3 separate regions of the Homo sapiens genome follow, and all the other regions are linked to region 3. The links are chromatin contacts, found by Hi-C in ENCODE. All regions are on one chromosome and are shown on one strand. Each heading gives the region's core, a stretch centred on a gene start or an enhancer-like site at or near the end of the contact. The rest is flanking DNA. Distances are from core to core; before and after follow the strand shown.

The links. Hi-C counts contacts between places; a loop is a spot of excess contacts on that map. Pooled maps may share reads with other maps.
Region 1: a map of B cell shows a loop between it and region 3 (14-fold over the local background). The contact joins the promoter of SRP54-AS1 here to the promoter of SCFD1 in region 3. A Hi-C loop is called at or near these places in 2 of 168 maps with a recorded cell type or tissue (B cell and naive thymus-derived CD4-positive, alpha-beta T cell) and 9 of 50 pooled maps.
Region 2: a map of B cell shows a loop between it and region 3 (30-fold over the local background). The contact joins the promoter of PRORP here to the promoter of SCFD1 in region 3. A Hi-C loop is called at or near these places in 2 of 168 maps with a recorded cell type or tissue (B cell and CD8-positive, alpha-beta T cell) and 9 of 50 pooled maps.

Annotation. Positions count from the first base shown.
Region 1 is chr14:34,980,530-34,984,098 of GRCh38, forward strand. It overlaps SRP54-AS1 (SRP54 antisense RNA 1), which reads right to left and starts at 2,037. Exons shown (of 5, transcript NR_151701.1): 1 at 1,895-2,037. SRP54 (signal recognition particle 54) reads left to right here and starts at 2,463. Exons shown (of 16, transcript NM_003136.4): 1 at 2,463-2,686. RefSeq lists a silencer at 434-728 and enhancers at 1,614-1,663, 1,782-2,483, 1,874-1,963, 2,144-2,643, 2,674-2,933.
Region 2 is chr14:35,121,166-35,124,829 of GRCh38, forward strand. PRORP (protein only RNase P catalytic subunit) reads left to right here and starts at 1,387. Exons shown (of 8, transcript NM_014672.4): 1 at 1,387-1,470; 2 at 1,787-3,066. The coding sequence starts at 2,081. It overlaps PPP2R3C (protein phosphatase 2 regulatory subunit B''gamma), which reads right to left and starts at 825. Exons shown (of 13, transcript NM_017917.4): 1 at 737-825. The coding sequence starts at 794. It overlaps PRORP-PSMA6 (PRORP-PSMA6 readthrough), which reads left to right and starts at 674. Exons shown (of 15, transcript NR_182666.1): 1 at 674-887; 2 at 1,787-3,066. RefSeq lists enhancers at 29-1,228, 448-1,367, 611-740, 1,281-1,360, 1,368-2,287 and 1 more.
Region 3 is chr14:30,620,246-30,623,896 of GRCh38, forward strand. SCFD1 (sec1 family domain containing 1) reads left to right here and starts at 2,074. Exons shown (of 25, transcript NM_016106.4): 1 at 2,074-2,154. The coding sequence starts at 2,094. RefSeq lists enhancers at 1,408-2,607, 1,677-2,356.

The sequences.
Region 1 (3,569 bases), core at 787-3,286, 4.4 Mb after region 3:
GGCAGAGGTTGCAATGAGCTAAGATCGTGCTACTGCACTCCAGCCTGGCGACAGACTGAGAATCCGTCTCAATAAATAAATAAATAAACAAAGCTGTGTATCTGGTTTTCTATACTTTCCAGGTCAAATCTCACTAGCAGATGTTCCTGTTATCTTCAGTTTGACATCTTATCTAAAATGACTCCTAAAATGTGTAATAATGTTAATTATAATATCTAAACCTACTGACTCTAACATCACAAAGAATTTTAAGAGGTCGAGGTTAAAAATCTAAAATTGTAAGTCATCAGCTAACAATGACATTTCAAGTCATGAGCTTGGATAAAAATAACCATGGAAATCACCATTCAGCAAAATACAGGCATAGTGGCCAGGCGTGGTGGCTCACGCCTGCAATCCCAGCACTCTGGGAGGCCCAGGCAGGAAGATCACCTGAGGTCAGCAGTTTGGGACCAGCCTGGGAAACATGGTGAAACTCCGTCTCTACTACAAATACAAAAATGAGCCGGGCGTGGTGGCGGACGCCTGTAATCCCAGCCACTCAAAATCGCTCGAATCAGGGAGGTGGAGGTTGCAGTGAGCTGGATGGCGCCACTGCAGCCCCGCCTGGGCAACAAGAGTGAAACTCTGTCTCAAAAAATAAATACACACACATACACACACACACACACACACACACACACACACACACACACACTCTCGCATACAGGCATAGGATAGTTTGCTATAGTTAACAAACATAAGAATATCCTATTTTCTTGAGCTTTCATCAGGCTTTACTTTGCCAGAATACATCTATCCCATTTTTCAGTAACTAGATCTAGCTACCACATTTCCTCAGTTTTAACGTGTGTGTTTAAAGAGACAGGGTCTTGCGTCGCTCAGGCTGGAGTGAAGCAGCGGGATCAAAGCTCACTGCAGCCTTTTTCTGTCTATAAATCTTCAACACTTGGCTGCGCTGCAATCTCTCTGAGCCTGCCCGATTCGTGAATCATTCTTTGCTCAAAATGTTAAATTTAACTTGGCTAAGGTTTTTCGTTTAACACTTCCTACTAACGCTACAGCCTAAAACCTCTCCTGCAAAATGCTTTTTCAGGTGGCAACGTACCAATTCTAACAAGTTTGTGGGAGTAATGGGGAGGAGGGCTAACCCTCTATTTTCTTTCAGAAAAAGGGTTAGGCACAAGGAGCTCTAAAGGCTTGTCCGAAGTCTGCTGAAAACTCACAAACCACTCAGAACCAGGTTTCCCACACCCAATTAATTCCAAGTGGTACTGTATCCGATTACCCCCATTTTCCAAGAGATAGTTTATTTTTTCCCCTCTTTTCCCCTCCCCACTACACTTTCCACTTAGCCCTTTTTGAACTGCAAAATAACCTCTCAACTCCCCTCACCAGACCATTCTCTACAGAGCAAATTCATCTACGAGATCCAAGACGCAACTCCCACCGCCAGGCGGTCGCCTCAGAAGGGTAAGCAGAAAGCATGCCCACTTGGCCACTTTTACAACTTATTTCTGCTCAGAAATGCACCAACTCAACTACCCGGTAGATAAGGCACCAGCTAGCAGAGACCTCTTGCTCATTTCCTCTTGTACCTTATAAAATGCCCGCTTTTTTGCTCCAAAGACGAAGCGGGCTGGCTTCAGAAATAAAATCCCTCTTCTTGTATACTAGGGCTCGCTCTTGTTAATTGGTGTCTACGTGTGGCGAGCAACTAACTCTCTTTTCCGTTAGAGCACTCAAAGCCCTGGTCAATCTACCCCCCAAGACAGCAGAGACCAGCACAACGATCCCAAGGAAGGCTGTTGGCTTCACCCCGCTTAAGTCCTCAAAGTCAGCGCCTGCAGCATATCCTTGCCCCCACCACCTGCCTCTAGCTCTGGTCACTTACACTTACGGTTAGTTCGCATCCACTGTAACAGCGCCTGGCGGTCGGCAGGAGCCACAGTGCGAAGCGGCCGCAGCATCACTGCCTGCCTCGCAGTGGGAAATTTTACCTTGCTGGAGCAAGCCGCGCAGGCACTGGCTGGCATTGCGCATGCGCAAGCAGAGACCGCCCCACCCTCCGCGGAACAAGCCTCCGGTCTGCAAAGCCCTAAGCCCCGCCCCTCTACGGAGGTCTCACGTGCGCCTGGGGATCCCTGCCTTCAGTCACACCTCTATCTCTCATCTTTCCGCTCTTAGCTGGGAGTGCTCCGCCTAGTCACTTTTCTTAAGGTGGCTCGTCGAGGCCTGACTTCTTCCCCGAAATCACGTCCCTAGACAGCCTCCTATTTTACCACTAACTTTACTCCTGCAGTTATTCAGCGGTAGGAAACTGAAACCAAAAACCAGTGTAAGCAAGTAAACATCTAAACTGTTTCAGGAGCCGCGTAGAAGGAACGCGGCGGTGTGCCCCGGAAGCGGAAGTAGATTCTCCTATAGAAAGGCTGGACTACGCGGAGTGGTGACGTTTCCTCATTGGGCGGAAGGTTCGCTGGCACTCCGTTGGTCTTCCAGCTGGTGGGAGTTGACGACGTGGTGCTGGGCGTTGGGACCCTACTTTATCTAGTTCGGGAAGTTGGGTTGTGGGGTCATACCTGTCTGTCTGCTCCCAGCTTTCTTGGGTTTCTTCCGACGGCGTGGGGCCTCGCTAAGGAATTCCCGGCCCCTCAGGGCCACGGCTTTAGCGGTGTCTTTTGCGGTAAGTGTCTGCTTTTTCCCGCCCCAGACTACGGAGGGGGAGCGAGGGGCAGCCCCAGCGCTGCTCAGGAGGCGAGAGACTCCGGGGGAAGTCGGCCTCCGTGGCCACCGGCCATCGTTACCGAGACTGAGTTTCTGTGGCTCTTTATCTCGTCTTCCATGAGAAGTTTTATTAAAGATGCGCTGTGCCCCTTTTGAGTTGTCTTCCGATTTACCTGAGCCAAATAAGATGTAGGCAGTTGCAGGCCTGAGTCTTCGTTTTGCTTTCCTGAGCAAGAATTTAGATGAAGCTACTTCCCCGAAAATCCTTTTACTTGTACGAGACTTTTATTTTTCCTATGTGTTTGTAGTGCTTAACACAATGTCCTGCGTGTAGTAGACGTTCAATAAACGAATATGGAATATCAGTTGAATGCCAATGATGATTTAAGATAGACTGATAGCTCTCTCTGTACCATTTGACGCTGCTGACCATCCATTTCTTGAAACTTTCCCCTGCTGCCTTTCTTCATGCTATCCTCACCTGATTCTTTCACATGCTTAATTTAACAAAATATATACTTGTTCTTGGCTACAAGGATACAGAAATGAATAACACTAACTCTGCCATTGAGAAGCTAACGCACATAAATACACATTATATCAAGATGGGTAATGAGAAACACTAGTTGCATATAAAGAGCTGTAGAAAGCTGTGGGAGAGCTAAAGTGCTCCTTAGGTGCTTTGTGACCCTGAGCCAGTTTCTATTCCAATCTAGCCTCAATTTCCTCATCTACTTAATAGGCTTGTTTTGAGGAAGAAAGGAGATTAGGTAAGAGGTTTGGTTTGGTTTAGTGCCTAGAATACAGCAATCGTGGTGCCAAAGGGGAGGGAAATATTTCCC
Region 2 (3,664 bases), core at 137-2,636, 4.5 Mb after region 3:
CAGGAGTTTGAGACCAGCCTGGCCAATATGGCGAAACCCCGTCTCTACTAGAAATACAAAAATTAACCGGCCGTGGTTGCGCGCGCTTATAGTTCCAGCTACTCCAGAGGCTGAGGCAGAAGAACCGCTTGAACCCGGGAGGCAGAGGTTGCAGTGAGCGGAGATGCTGCCACTGCACTCCAGCCAGCCTGGGCGACAGAGCAAGAGACTCCGTCTCAAAAAAAAAAGTGAGACAACTCACCAAGGTTCTGTTTTTCTCCAGCCACTTTCAACAGCCCTTAGTGCGGGTGTGGAATAGGAAAGGTAGATTTAACGAGGTTAGTTAATAAGCAATGTGAAGGAGAAAAATAAAAGGAAAAATGGATTATGAAATATAAAATGGATTACGAGGGAAGCAAAAAGCGTGACAGTAAAAAGGCAGGAGGACAATTATAGGTCCTGGTGGGGTTCAGGCGTTGTTGGAGCCGGGGTTCCAAGTTATTCTTCACAAGTTTAGATTAAGACCATGGAAGTCAGTGACTAAAGCTAAGTTTTTCGTTCCTCTAGATTCTGCCCCAGGAAAGTTTGGGTCAAACCTATCGGGATCCTTAAACCACATTCCACTCCGCCTCCTTTGTCGGGAGGTTTCACAGAAGCGGAAAAGGCGGCTCCCCCTTGCTCCTCCTCCCCACCTCCCCCCTACCTCTAGGAGTTTAGGGCCGGGCCATCCCAACGGGCTGCCCCTCCCAAAACTCACTGTTTGGACAGGTGTTGGGCGTCGCTAGGCGCCGACGAAGAACTTCTTTCCAGTCCATGGCCGACTTCCGCGCAGCAGCTTCTGCATTTGCTGTTTCCTACCTGCTCCACCCCTACCAGCTCAGGCGTCAGCACCGCCAGGCCCCGTAAAGGTTAGGAAGGCCGTCCAACCACCATCTTGATCGAGGGCGGAAGTCTTGGCTAAAGAGGCAAAAACAATTACTGTCACTGCCGCGGAGAATACCGCTACCACGCTGACTGGGGGAAAAAACTATGAAAGAGATGGAAAATGGTTCTCCTTCAGAGGCGACCCAAGCTCACCAAGCCGGATTTTAAAGGCCACGATAAGCCCGCGTTTTCCTTTATCGTGTGCCTTTGGCGCGTGCGCACCACGTGACCCAGGAGTTCATTAGTTCCGGCTTGAGGGAAGCGCCTTCTTTCACAATTTCTTTTCATTGTTCATTGCGGATATCTGGAAGCCTTCCAGGTCCCCTGAATGTAGTAGACACTTCAGCAGCCGTCTCCTACCCCTTTTGCCACTAAATGCTTCAAAACTGCCTTTTTTCCTCGCCGCCGGGCCAGGCGGAACGCCTAAGTCCGGGTCAGTCTCGTCCGTCGGTCGGGGCTGGCGCGGTGCATCGTGGGCACTGTAGTTTCCGCCGCGTTTATGGCCGCGTTAAGTCTGAGTGCCGCTTTGAGTTGTTGAATGAAGTGAACTTCATTTGTCAGCGTTCGGTACGCAGTCTAGGCAGCGCCCTTCCTGTACCTCTCTTCCTTTCCTGAGTCGTTGGCGCAGCTGACTCGCCACCTCCTCCCTCCTCGTCCCCCCACCGGAGGAGTTTTGCGGTCTGTAGAGAGCTATGCAGGGTGAGGGCCCCTAGACTTCGGCTTTCGCCGCTGTTGGTGGTAGGCTGGAGTTGGGGGTCCCTGGATACGGTTTTGGCTTTACACCCCCTTTCCAGCAAGCTTCCCGTGGGAATCTGTTCCTTTTCAGGACAGCTGTGATCCACGTGAGTAAAACTGGGCGTTCCGTCTTGTGCTTTTTCCTCAGGTTCATGAACTGGAATGTAAGAGGCACCAGAGGATTCCTGCTCTGTCCCCTGGTTTGCGGCTTGCGACGTTGGACATCCCCGGATTGTTGTTTAATAGAGAAAACTCACCTGCCTTCTTGCTTTTAAGTAGCCCCAAAAGCAGAACCTTGATTTGTCTGTAAGGAAGAAACACAAACCTTTTAAAAAGTTCCACTTCGACTCTGCACCGCCGACCCCCAATCTCTTTAATTTTGCCATAGAAGAGGGGTTTTTTCAACATCTCTCTCACTATCTGGTGCTGATCTCACTGCATAATGACTTTCTATTTGTTTGGTATTCGAAGCTTTCCGAAGCTTTGGAAGAGCCCATACCTTGGGCTAGGCCCAGGGCACTCTTATGTCTCGCTGTTTCTGGCAGACCGCTGTGGCATCAGGAACCAGCAGAGGTTGTTTTCTCTTAAAACAATGTCTCCACAGAATACCAAAGCAACGAATCTGATTGCCAAGGCCAGATATCTCAGGAAAGATGAGGGCAGTAATAAGCAAGTTTATTCTGTTCCTCATTTTTTTTTAGCTGGAGCAGCTAAGGAGAGATCACAGATGAATTCTCAAACTGAAGATCATGCCTTGGCACCTGTGAGGAACACTATTCAACTCCCAACACAACCTTTGAATTCAGAGGAGTGGGATAAACTTAAGGAAGATTTAAAAGAAAACACCGGAAAGACCAGTTTCGAAAGTTGGATCATTTCACAGATGGCTGGCTGTCATAGCTCTATAGATGTGGCTAAATCTCTGCTGGCATGGGTAGCAGCCAAAAATAATGGTATTGTAAGTTACGATTTACTGGTCAAGTATTTGTATCTCTGTGTCTTTCATATGCAGACATCTGAAGTTATTGATGTCTTTGAAATTATGAAAGCCAGATATAAGACTTTAGAACCTAGAGGTTACAGTCTTCTCATCCGGGGATTGATCCATTCAGACAGATGGAGAGAAGCATTGTTGCTGTTAGAGGACATCAAAAAAGTTATAACTCCTTCAAAAAAGAACTATAATGACTGTATCCAGGGAGCTCTCCTTCATCAAGATGTAAACACAGCTTGGAATTTATATCAGGAATTGCTAGGTCATGATATTGTTCCTATGTTGGAAACTTTAAAAGCTTTCTTTGATTTTGGAAAAGACATAAAGGATGATAACTATTCAAATAAACTACTAGATATTCTTTCATATCTAAGAAATAATCAGCTGTATCCAGGGGAGTCATTTGCACACAGTATAAAAACATGGTTTGAGAGGTAATTTTGGTTTTTTTATATGTATGTTTTTATTCTTTAATTTTTTTTTTTTTTGAGACAGGGTCTTGCTCTGTTGCCCAGACTGGAGTGCAGTGGTGTGTTCATAGCTCACTGTAACCTCAAACTCCTGGCCTCAAGTGATCCTCTCGCTTCAGTCTCCTCAGTAGCTAAAACCACAGGCATGTGCCACCATACCTGGCTAATTATTTTTAATTTAATAACTTTAAACCTCAAAGTAGCCATTCTTTTTTGTTGTTAGTTGCTGAGAATCACTCTTCTGATTATACTTTTTTCCATCTCTTAGTAAGATTTATTTTCTCTTTACGACAAAATTTTCTCTCTTTAAAAAAAGTAACAACATACATAATTTGTGCTAATCTTTACCCATCACATAAAACTGAAATTATATAGCAGTTTTAATTTTTACATTTTTTTCCTTTTGGAAGGATCATTAATTTTGTTTTCTTAGGCATCTAGTATGATGTGAGTACTTAATACTACTTATGGCCACTGTTCATAGCAAGAAAAGAATATAGCATTTGACTAGAACTGTCTCTGGCCATATTAGTATTTTCAGAAGTTCCTCTGAAATCTAGCG
Region 3 (3,651 bases), core at 824-3,323:
ACATTCTGTGCACTTGGTCAGGAGTTTTTATCATTTCATATATATGCAGTGTACATCAATTTTAAAATTGTCTTCGTGGTTTTAACATGACTCATAGTCTTGGGAGAGAATCTGTGATGGAACTGAAGTGGCTCAATGATGGATTTGCATTTGAAAGTGGAAGTACCCAAATGAGCAAAATTGGGCTCTCAGACATTTTATATTTCATAGAGACTGTAGAATGCAGTAGAACTTTCCCATAGGGCAGAAATAATTTGTTTAGTTGGAACACACCTAGATCATTGAAGATTCCTTCAAAATATTAGTAATAGTACTGAAGACACACATGTATTCCAGTTAATTTCTTAATGAATGTGCCAATTAGCTATAAAAATGAGATTACATAATTTTTTTTTCTTTTTTGAGACAGAATCTCACTCAGTCACCCAGGCTGGAGTGCAGTGGCGCGATCTCTGCTCACTGCATCCTCCGCCTCCCAGGTTCAAGCAGTTCTTCCTGCCTCAGCCTCCCCAGTAGCTGGGATTAAAGGCGCCCACCACCACACCCGGCTAATTTTGTATTTTTAGTAGAGACCGGGTTTCACCATGTTGGCCAGGCTGGTCTCGAACTACTGACGTCAGGTGATCTGCCCACCTCTACCTCCCAAAGTGCTGGGATTACAGGCGTGAGCCACCGCACCCGGCAGAGATTATGTAATAAGATAACCTGTTTTAAATGTCACAAAAATAAATTTTTATTAATGAAAAAAGCCAGTGTTTCACACTATAAAACAATATATAATCGTTAGGCTAACCATTTCATTTATATAATTGTGAAAGTTAAGCTTTTGAGGTACAGAGTGATTTCATTTCAGAATTTGGTGCAACTTCATAATGAAGCGTCATCAATGAACTCGGGAAATGAGGTGTCATTGTGTATCCATTTTGGTCATACAGTAAAATCTATGGATTAAGTTAGAAATCATCTATCCCATATATTTTGCGGTCACGTGGCTTCAAGTGTACATTAAACCGCCAGCACAAGACCAGCCTGGCCAACATGGTGAATCCCCGTCTCTACAAAAAAAAAAAAAAAAAATTTAGCCGGGCGTGGTGACCCCTGCCTATAGTCCCAACTAGTGGGCAGTCTGAGGTGGAAGGATAGTTTGGGAGGATCGCTTGAGTCCGGGAGGTCGAGACTACAGTGAGCCGAGATTCTGCCACTGCACTCCAGCCTGAGCGACAGACAGTGAGATACTATCTCAAAAACAAAACAACAACAAAAACCAGCACATCAGCCTGGCCTGATGGTGTGCCCCTGTAGTCCCTAGCTACTTGGGAGACTGAAGCAGGAGGATCGTTTGACCGTCAGAATTTGAGGCTGCAGTGATCCCTGATTGCGCGCTCCAGCCTAGGCAACACACCCCACTACTGCTTGACTTCCTTCCCACGGCAAGGTGATTTTGCAATTACTACAAGGAAAGAGGAGAAATGCTAATTTCTCATTTTGTACCTCCCTGGATCCCGTGTCCATGCCGGCAGAACGCCACCATAAAGCTACACCTTTTTTTTTAAAGAGATGCGACTGAGAAATATGCCAGATCAGAGTAATGCTCCAATGCTTTCCGTTTCTCTGGAGAAAGGAGCAAAGGGAAGACTCCTGCTGCACTGAGAAACGAGAGCTAACGTTAAAATGTTGCCTGTGTTTCAGGAGCTTCATTTACTTCAGTCCTGTGGTCCTTATACTCCTAGAGCATTATCACCCTTTAAGTGCTCTGTAAGTCACCAAACCAACAGTTCAGTAATTAGGTTCTTAGCACTACACGCTCCTACCCTAACAGCTCAATTTAATGTTGCTACCATTTGAGAGAGTGTGGCTTGATTCGGTAGGATAAAAACTCTTAGTATTCGCCTAACATTACGGGCCACTGAATTAACCTGCACCGGGTCTCCCAGTTCTACCGAGAGTGGAGGTCTTCCTGGAGGAGGTGGGGTCCGGAACTCAGGCACACCCTTTGGCCCCGCCCTTCCGGGCTTTGCTTCCGGGGCGGTAAGGGCAGCCACGTCATCCCCCCGCTCCGCTCCCCAGCCGGGCAGTGGCTCGTGGGAGCCAAGATGGCGGCGGCGGCGGCAGCGACAGCAGCAGCAGCAGCCAGTATTCGGGAAAGGCAGACAGGTACTGACTTATTCTCTTCTCCTTGAAGCTTCGTGACTGCCCCGACGACATCCTTCTCCTCTGGTGCGTGCAGCTCAGAGACCGATCTCCAGGAGTTTAATCCAGTCCCTAGAACATCAAGAGCCCCTCCCCTTTGAGTTTTTGGGGAGAAGTTGCCATTAGCTTGAGGACTCGGTTCCTCCTGTGGTGCAGGAGAAGGAGCTTCAGCGGTGGGCGGATTGCTACGGCCCTGCTCTTGTCTCCTTCCTAGTGGGCATCAGAAGGCCATCACAACAAGATCTAGCAGCTGATAGCTTCTTATCTATGTTGCCACCTATGAGGTCTCCGAGTTTCTGTGCGTGGTTCAGTTCTCCTGGTTTTGATTTTTAAGAGAACTCCCATTTTCTGACACTCAGAGAATTTAGGTATTTTCACAGCGGCTTGCTTTGCGCCACTTCTCTACTTCGGACCAGTCTTTTGGGGGTACCTGCAGAAAAATGCCTGGTGATAAACATTTTCTCCTTCAGCTTGCTGGAAGGCATTGAAGAATGGCAAAACAAATGAATTAATAGCTTTCTCATTTTAATTGTTTGACACATTGTTTTAAAATAATATTTTATCTTCAATAGAGCATGTTTATATAGCTTCTATTTATGCAGAGAAATGTAAAAAGGCACATATTCTTCTCTTGAGTTTTGGGTTTTTTTCCGTCTTAGAAATTAGTTTTGCCTTACTTGAAAACTTCTCATGACAACTTGGTTTATACCTGTTAGCTACAAACTAAAGGTTTATACTTGTTAACTAGTTGTCTTAAAAGTTTTCAAGCAATTTATTCTGAGGAGCTAATAGAAATAAGGCATCAAGAATGTGCATACTTGGAATTCTGTTTCCTGAAATTATGCTCTGTTGGATATAAATATGAATAGGAAAATAAATTTATAATTCATATGACCTACAGAAGGGATTTGGGCTGTACTTGATTCCTTCCTTTGGCATTTAAAGAAAAAGTGATAGACTTCAATTTAGTAATGACACACAAAAGATACTGAGTTGCGTTCTGCTTTTCCCAGTAAATAATTTAGTATAACCTATCAGGTGAAGTCAGGCATAACTAAATATAGGGAAGTTCAAATAAGATTTGGGGCATACCTGCCATTCGTTGTATATGTTTAAACAAATGGAAGCTCCATTTGTTTTAATACTGTGTTTCTGATGACTATACTACATATTAAAATAACGTGTCAGTAAAACTGTACCAATACAAGAGAGCTTTTTGAAAAATAAATTTGCGTGGCCGTAAACTTGTATGCAGAAATTTTGTAGATCATTAAAATCTAATCGTTTGTATTTCTGCAGAAATAAACATAGTAAGATTTTACAGAATTACTAGGTAGTGCTAGATCTATTTTTTATCAAATTTTTACTGTCATTGAATTCTGCCTTATTTTCAGAGGAAGGTAAATCCTTGTATATATATTATAATGCAGAATTAGCTATTTCCCTCATGCCTATGGAGAA